Regions from separate parts of the Homo sapiens genome. Here region 2 is linked to region 1. A link is a contact called in ENCODE Hi-C or POLR2A ChIA-PET data. All regions are on one chromosome and are shown on one strand. Each heading gives the region's core, a stretch centred on a gene start or an enhancer-like site at or near the end of the contact. The rest is flanking DNA. Distances are from core to core; before and after follow the strand shown.

Region 1 (4,070 bases), core at 1,159-3,658:
TAACCTTGATGAAGGATTTTGAATGTCATTGTGATCAGCAAGGGAGGCAATTAAGACAAACTTTCCTTAGTGGATGTTACATGCTCCAAGCGTCAGTTTAGGACCCAAACAGATGGCTAGGCATAGACCCTGTGGATAGGAGGGAAGATGGCAGAGGTGGGAGTAGTTCTGTCATTTTGTGGGAGGGGTGTGAAATATGTGGTCTTGGCCTGGTGAGGACGAAGAGAATAGAAGAGCTGGGAAGGAAGAGAACAGCTGAAATCTAAAGAATGCATGGATGGAGTGGAAGATGAGACAAAGGTGGGGCTGGGGGTCACTTCTCTGTTTTGAGTCTGAGCAGAATTATTTCTGTGTTTGTGTGCGCCCTGGTGGTGAAAATTTCTGCAAGGAGCTTTAGGGTCATGCTGTCTTGTTAGCTTAATAATGGTTTGATTGCACCCATCTGTGTTCCCTGGGGCAGGATCTTTATCACCTGCATGTAGACTTACATCGCTGTGAATTCTGTACACATAGGAGGGTAATAAAAAGCAACCGAGGCTTATTTAACACTCACTGTGTGTGTGCCAGGCATTGAGGTAACTTTTTAGCTTTCATAACAACCCTAAGAGGGAGATATTATTGTTATCCCCATTTCACAGGTGAGGGAACTAAGGCACTGAGAGGTCAAGTGGTTTTTGAAAGCTTTCCACTGAGTCAAGGGGGAAGTAGCATTTGAACCCAGGCAGCAGTGTGGCTGCAGAGTCCTGGCCCTTGATTCCTGGGAAGAAATGAACACAATTTACCCAGTCTATGAGACTAAACAGGGATCTTACTGGGATTCAAACCAAGTTAGACTCCAAAGCCCAGGCTCTTTCCTTTGTGGCACACCTGACCCATTAGCAATTCAAAAACCACATTCAACCAATAAGGCAAAGGGGAAATGGGGTAAAAGTTGTCTAACGGCTCAGAGAAGCAACTTGGCAGTACTATAGGGAAGTAACATTTAGCAGATTTTCTCTTCATAGAATATAAAACTTGTATGAAAAGAGGCGCTTTCAAAAATATTTTGAGATTTTTTTGCACACTAAGCTCACACTACATAGGAAAAGGTCCATCAGCATAAATATGAAGTTATTCTATTGTTAGAGGGTTGGTAGGTGGGAATGAGAGTGTTTTGAAGTATCAGTTGTATAAAGGGGATTTTTTCACATTTTCCCATACGTCCCTTCTGTATCGTTTGAGTCTTTTTAAATGATATTGTATTTGAGGATTATTTTTCTAATTTAAAAATAATTTTGAAAAATAGAGAAATAGAAACTTCAGGTACTTAGGCAGAAATAAGAAAGTCCTAGTGACCCAGTGATATAAACACATATTTACAGTTAGTGTTCTGAAAACAAGTAAATAATTCCAATGTAACTAAACTTTACACCTATGTGTGTGTGTGTGTGTGTGTGTGTGCATGCATGGATGTCTGGATGCACATGTGTGTGCATGCATGGATGTCTGGATGCACATGTGTGTGCATGCCTGTGTGTGCGCGGGCGTGTGTGTGCACAGGCACACGTAGACACCTCACAGGAAGGCAGGCTGAGGTTGGATGCAGCAGGCTACTTAATTATCCCTCATTTCATTGAAGGAGGAATCTCACAGAAGCATCATAGATTCCAGGAGGCAAATCTACAAAACTTGGTAGTTACAGAAGAAATGATCCAGTATCAAGATGAGGCATTGCACCTTCAACGAGTGAGAGGAAAAAGCCAAGAAAAAGCCAGCCAACAGTTAAGCACCTGCTGCCTGTTACTGCTTCTACTCAGTGCACCTCTCAGTTCCACACATTCAGTAATGGGGCCAGCCTCACAGGCCAAGGGATGGCGAAGATGTATTCTCACATCCGTTTGTAAGAAGGGAGCTAAGCAGAGTGACACAAATCTAGTTTGCCTGGAACGATCCCAGTTGACCCCTTCTGAAGTCAGTCCTCTCCTGTCCTTTCCATCCCTCCTCTGCACTCCCTCTACCGAGGATAAGACAACACCCCTCTGGTCCCAGAAACTTACCTCTCTCCATTGCCCTGTGCAAGGTAGATGAAGTCTTACGTGTAGCTCAAGCTTCAGGTGAAGTCCTGGATGACGCGGAGAGGAGAAACTGAGGTCACCGGGGACCTCATAACAATGCTGAAGAAGTTAAACTCCTAGAGTGGAATAAAGCTGGGTGTGTGGAGAACACATTCAACACTCCTTTGACACCAAAACACCATGCAAATAAGCAGTCATGAGCCTGGAGTCCGAGAAAAGAAAGGAACACACACACACGTGTACACAACTCACACACACGGAGGAACACATGCTTTTAGAATGATCAGGTGCTTAAAGAAAATAAAAGGAGAATGGACATTGCCCTGTTCTTTTCTGAGAGGCAGTCACTGGAGTGGGTAAGAACCCCAGCTCCGGATTCAGACGTGCCTGAGTCTGCAACCCAGCTCAGCCACTAACTACGTAAACCTGTTTTATTAACTGTACAATGGGAATAATAAAAGCACCAGGCTCAAAGCATTGTTGTGAAGTTTTAAAGATTAATGTGATGATGCAGATAAAGTAACCACAGTAATTATTCAATAAATGTTAGCTAGTGCTGCTATTATTGTGGATACATTATGACAACATCATGATAAAGGTACATTGTGACCTTAAAAGAATATTTTACTGGAGCATTGTACATGCTGCATAAATGTTAATTGTTATTATTATTACAATTTTTAGTTCAGCCAGTGTAGCAATTTATCACTACAATGGCAAGAAATTGCTACTCTGGTTCTTGACAGTGGGTTTGCCACCTTCTGCTGTCTTCCTGGTTTTCACTCCACATGGGAGTGAGGCGGCCGCTGAATGCCAGGGCTATGTCAAGTCTGGGATTCTTAGTGGACTTCTCCACAAACACGGTGCCTATTAGGGGAAAAAGTCTCTAGAATTCTCCTGGCCCAGCCTTGAACATCTTCCAGTAGGAACTGAGGAGAGCTTCCGATGCAAAATAAGAGGAAAAGAAGGCAGTGGGGTAATTTACCACTGAAAAGATTTCCCCATTAGACATTTTTACAGCATCAAACTTGGTGGGGGAGGGGGTTTCTCCTGGCACGATTCTGTTTGTTTCCTCCTTTTGTGGCACGAACAACAGCATTTCATATTGAAACATGAAGCCTCTAAAATTAGGATGGCGGCCAGAAATTTGTAATGGGTGCTTCACACCGTTCACACTCCTGCTTCACCCTCCTGGCTCCACTCAGCCGAGGGCAGCTCCACCCTGCAAGAAACTCGCAGCTCAATTTGGAGCAAGTTTTGCTTGCTGAGGGGAGGCTGCTGTCAATGGCACCGAATGCCAAGCAAGGAAGCAGACCTGATTCGTTTCTAGGCTTCATCACCAGCTGCTTCTCCCTCGGCCTCCTCAGCCCCCAGCTGCCTGGGTTCGAATCCCAGCTCTCTGCTCATCAGGTGTGTAACCCTGGGCGATGACTCCACCTCTGTGAGCTTCCACGTCTGCAGCTGTCAGGTGAGAATAACAATGGGACTTGCATCAGACAGTCATTGGGATTAAGTGAGATAAGGAATGGGAAGGCACTGAGTGTACATAGTAACCACTCCTAGGTGTCATCTCCTTCCTCCTTCCTCCTTCTTCTTCCTCCTCCCTCTTCCTCCTCATTTTTCTTCTTCTTTTTTTTGACAGAGCCTGGCTCTGTTGCCCAGGCTGGAGTGTAGTGGCATGATCTCAGCTCACTGCAACCTCCACCTCCCAGTTCAAGCGATTCTCCTGCCTCAGCCTCCCAAGTAGCTGGAATTACAGGCACATGCCACCACGCCCGGCTAACTTTTAGTATTTTTTGTAGAGACAGAGTTTTACCATGTTGGCTAGGCTGGTCTCCAACTCCTGTCATCCCAGGACTTTGGGAGGTCTGCCCACCTCAGCCTCCCAAAGTGCTGGGATTACAGGCATGAGCTGCCACTCCCGGCCTCTCTTCTTATTATTAAGCAGATTGGCATTTCCTGAGCACCTGCTTTGTGCCACACCTGATGCCAGGTGCTTCACTCATGTGGTCTTGA
Region 2 (4,070 bases), core at 1,092-3,591, 100 kb after region 1:
TAGCCAAAGCTTCTTTGGGTTTTCAGAGGGTCTTCTGAGACCAGCCATCCAGGACAGCGGCCCGAGGCCATGATCAAAAGTCCAGAGCCTTCAAACCAGCTTTGCTGGAAGAAAGATGAGGTAGGAAGCAGGTTGTGGGAGGGGTAGTGATGGGGTTTATGTCTAAGCCACTTCTTATCTCCAGCAGAGGTGCTGCTTACACTTTTGGATTCCAAGTTTGTTTACTTGACTTGAAAATGCAGGTAGCTGCGATGCGAAAGTTCGTTTCTCTCCAGGATATGGGATACAAAAAGCAGAAATACAAAAAGTAGAAACACATTTTCTGGTTTTGTTTATCTTAACGTGAAAAATAATATACATCACAATAAAAATAATATACATCACACATCACACGCTGGGGCCTGTTATGGGATGGGGGTGGGGGGAGGAATAGCATTAGGAGAAATACCTAATGTAAATGACGAGTTGATGGGTGCAGCAAACCAACATGGCACATGTATACCTATGTAACAAACCTGCACGTTGTGCACATGTACCCTAGAACTTAAAGTATAAGAAAAAAAATTAATTAAATAATTAAAAAAAGAAAAAATATATATAGATTTACTTGTAACAGAATGGTAGGCAAATACATCTAGATTGTCTACATCTTTTAAAATGCAGTCTTGGATTTACAAATACGTGCAGATGTCAATAATACCTGACATAATTTTTACTAGTTTACAAAATCATTGCCTACATTACCTTATACAGGTACTTGGTTGAGTTGAATTTTCTATAAATGATTCTTAATAAGTAAATGAGATTAATGGACTAAAAATTGAAATTTGTAAATGCCTCCATTACCTATTCATGCATCATAAGCATTTAGTCTTTTAAAAAATTTAGTAGGCCCTGATGATTCAAAAGGCCTTGATTTCTTGAGCCCTTTGTTTGTAAAATGGTGACAAATTTGGATGAAATGCTGCATGTTGGTAATACTGAAACCTTGCAGATAAAGGGTTATTTCAAACCTTTCTTATGAGAATATACATGCAAACTGTGTTTGTGTTAACTCAAATTCTAAATTAGTTGCAGTGTGAACTAATCATTTCAAGCATTAAAGCTTGGCCTTGGGATGAAATTAAAGGAGAAACATTTAGGCAGCATCATTGGAGAATTACCCTCAAAGTAAGATCACTAAATCCTTAAACATTTTCCTAAGGGAAAAAGTGGAAGTATCATCAGTTTCTAATTCTAAGTAGAAAAAAAAAAATTAGCCTGTGGACCAGAGGAAACAGCCTTGTGTCAGAACACTGAATTATGTTGTTTCTACCTCTCCTTTTCATTGTAACTAATGAATCCTAATATAGGCAATAAAGACATATAAAAGAGAAATCTACATTGTAGGTCTCTGATTTATCATCCACAGAACAACTGAAGTAACTGTTCTGGGATGGGGGTATTACCTGGGTATCTATGCCCCAAATATACAAACCCCTGCATGGCAGGTATTTCTAAAAATTTGTGCACAAAAAAATCGGCTGGGTGCAGTAGCTCATGCCTGTAATCCCAGAACTTTGGGAAGCCGAGGCAGGAGGATTCCTTAAGCCCAGTATTTTAAGATCAGCCTGGGCAAATTAGCAAGATCCCATCTTTATTTTTTTAATTATTAAAAAATTTTTTTAAAAATTTTAGAAAGATGTATTTTAAAAATGAGTATAAGAGAAGCAATGCAGGAGGGAAAGAATGAAAGAAAAACAGCAGAAGACAAAGCAGTAGAGGATAGCACTTACAGATCACTCCTGACTCACCCCTGGAAAACATTCACTCAGTTGTTTGCTGGGGAGCACACCTCCCTTCCTCCCAGGCATCCATTCAATCATCTAAAACATTTACTGAACTGGACACAGAGCTGGGCCCTGAGACTACAGACATGAGTCAGACATGGTCCCTACCCTCCAGGAAATCACAGTCTTGCCAAAATACAAACACAAAAAGTGAACGTCTGAAAAGAGCTCTAAGAAGAAAGTGTCGAGTGCTGAGCGAGCCTAGAAGAGGAGGCTGTTCCTCTGCCTGTGAGGACAGGCGGGAATTGGCTGACCCTGAATGAGGAGTATGCTTTCCCCAAGCAGCAAAGAGGCAAGGACCTGGAGCTGCTGAGGAGAGTCACAGGAGAGGAAGCTCAGGCGAAGGTGAGGGCTGGGCTGTGAATAACCTGAGCAACGGACTGAGCAGTTAGGCTACATTCTGCAGCCAGAGAGGACCCACGGCAGCTTTTAAATCAGAGGAGTGGCATGATGGTGTCTGGGTTTTGGAAAGGCCAGTGGCAGCAGCATGAATCGTATGACCTTGGGACGTGCCCTGGGCAGATGATCCTCTTCCCCAGGGCAGCTGTCCTCAACGTGAAGGCTTTTCCCTGTTCTAGATCAGTGACTTCATCCTGGGATATAACAACTTCCTGTACTCACAGATTCTAGGAATCATTTAATGGGCGCAGTGAGGATGGCTCATCCAGGACCTCAGCAGGAAATATCCAAAGTATTTTGATATTTGACTGGAGTGACTCCATGACTAGGAGCTGGAATCATCTGCAGTCTGGCCTGGATGGCTCAAAGTCCAGGACTGCTGGCTGGAGTTCCTCACAAGGGCATGCTCAAAGCTCATGCCCAGTGCATCTCACAGGGAGTCGGGAGTCAAAAATATGGAAGCTCAGTGTCTTTTAGTATCTTATGTCTGAGAGAAGGATCTGTAAAAGGATTGCTTGCCATATTTACGTATTTTTGTTTTATTTCTTACTGCATCATTTAGCTGTGACCTCCATAAAAGAGGTCTCCAAGATGTGACCTGGTCATCCCTTTTCAACCTCAGCTCCCACCCACATACCCCAAACTCTGCAGCAACCAGTTGCTTGGAGTTGCCCATAAACATTCTCTCCTTTTTCCCGTCTTGCCTTTTCACAGACTGTTTCCTCCACCCGGAATGCGCCCTACATGCCTGGCAACCTCCTACTTCCCTTTCACGATTCAACCCTAACATCTTCTGGTCTCAGAAGCCTTTGCTGAGTCCCCAGGCACAGTTGTGCCTTCCTCCTCCCCACACCCCTACACCTGGTGTTCCATTATATTCTATACTTAGCACTCTGCTGCAATTAATTGTCTTCACAACCACCTCTCTCACTAGCCTATGAGCCCTCAAAACTCTTGAAGGGTGGAGAATCTGTTATTCTTCTTTGTCATCTCTCCAGCTCACAAACATAGTAAGCACATTGGAGATGTTTAACCAATGTGGACTTTTCATAGTGACTTTCAAGTTAACCTTCATGTTCTTACAGCATTTTATAAGGCTTATATTAAGAAAGCCCTCTTCAGCCTGGGCAACATAGTGAGACTTTATCTCTACAAAAAAATTTAAAAATTAGCCAGGCATGGTGGCACATACCTATAGTCCCAGCTACTCGGGAGGCTAAGGCAGGAAAATTGGTTGAGCCCCAAGGGTTAGAGTCTGTAGTGATCTATGATCATACCACTCACTGCACTCCAGCCTGGGCAACAGAGCAAGACCCCATCTCTGGGGGTTAAAAAAAAAAAAGGAAAGAAAAGCCCTCTTAACATCTCATCATCTACATGCAACAATCCTGCATGTATTGGCCCCATTTAGAGATGAGAAAACAGAGATTCAGAGGCATGTGGTGATTTGCCCAAAGACACTGACCAAGAAAGTGACAGAGCTAAGACTTCTCTTCCTCTGCCGTCTGATCTACTCAGAGCTCTTGGATAACATGGTGCCACAAAGTGCCCAACCTCAAGTTCAAAGACTTACTTTGGACATAATTTCTTTCCAGTGTCTAGGGCTGTACCTGCTCCTCTGCATACTCCAGTCCCATTGGTTTCTGTTTGAGCACCATGTGTTGGGGCAAGCCCAAGGGCAGGACTCTCAGAACAAGGGCAAGGGGGAACTGCGGGAAGTCATTCAGGATGGCCTCGGGAAGCCTGACTTAAGTTCAAATTGTGAACAAGTCAGTGAGCTAAGGCTGCAGCCGGGACTGCAGTGGAAGGGGGAGGGATGAGATCTTGAATTATTTCTTTTGC

What was found. Hi-C counts contacts between places; a loop is a spot of excess contacts on that map. ChIA-PET counts read pairs that join two places held with the same protein, here RNA polymerase II (POLR2A). Pooled maps may share reads with other maps.
Region 2: a loop to region 1 is called in a map of PC-9, with 7 times the contacts of the local background. The contact joins the enhancer-like site here to the promoter of LINC03095 in region 1. A Hi-C loop is called at or near these places in 1 of 168 maps with a recorded cell type or tissue (PC-9) and 2 of 50 pooled maps. POLR2A ChIA-PET finds 5 or more read pairs at or near these places in 1 of 52 experiments (PC-9).

The regions. Positions count from the first base shown.
Region 1 is chr7:26,550,177-26,554,246 of GRCh38, reverse strand. LINC03095 (long intergenic non-protein coding RNA 3095) reads right to left here and starts at 2,408. Exons shown (of 3, transcript NR_184281.1): 1 at 2,037-2,408. It overlaps LOC124901605 (a long non-coding RNA gene), which reads left to right and starts at 3,254. Exons shown (of 2, transcript XR_007060263.1): 1 at 3,254-3,522. RefSeq lists an enhancer at 3,229-4,070.
Region 2 is chr7:26,447,787-26,451,856 of GRCh38, reverse strand. The region is part of intron 1 of LINC02981 (long intergenic non-protein coding RNA 2981); the gene reads right to left. Among named protein-coding and RNA genes, the nearest start is that of SNX10-AS1, 50 kb to the right of the region's middle. Within about 2 kb of position 2,341, at least 4 of the 41 ENCODE cell types and tissues checked have a DNase peak (open chromatin) inside an H3K27ac peak, as active enhancers do; they include PC-9, where a contact is called at or near this core.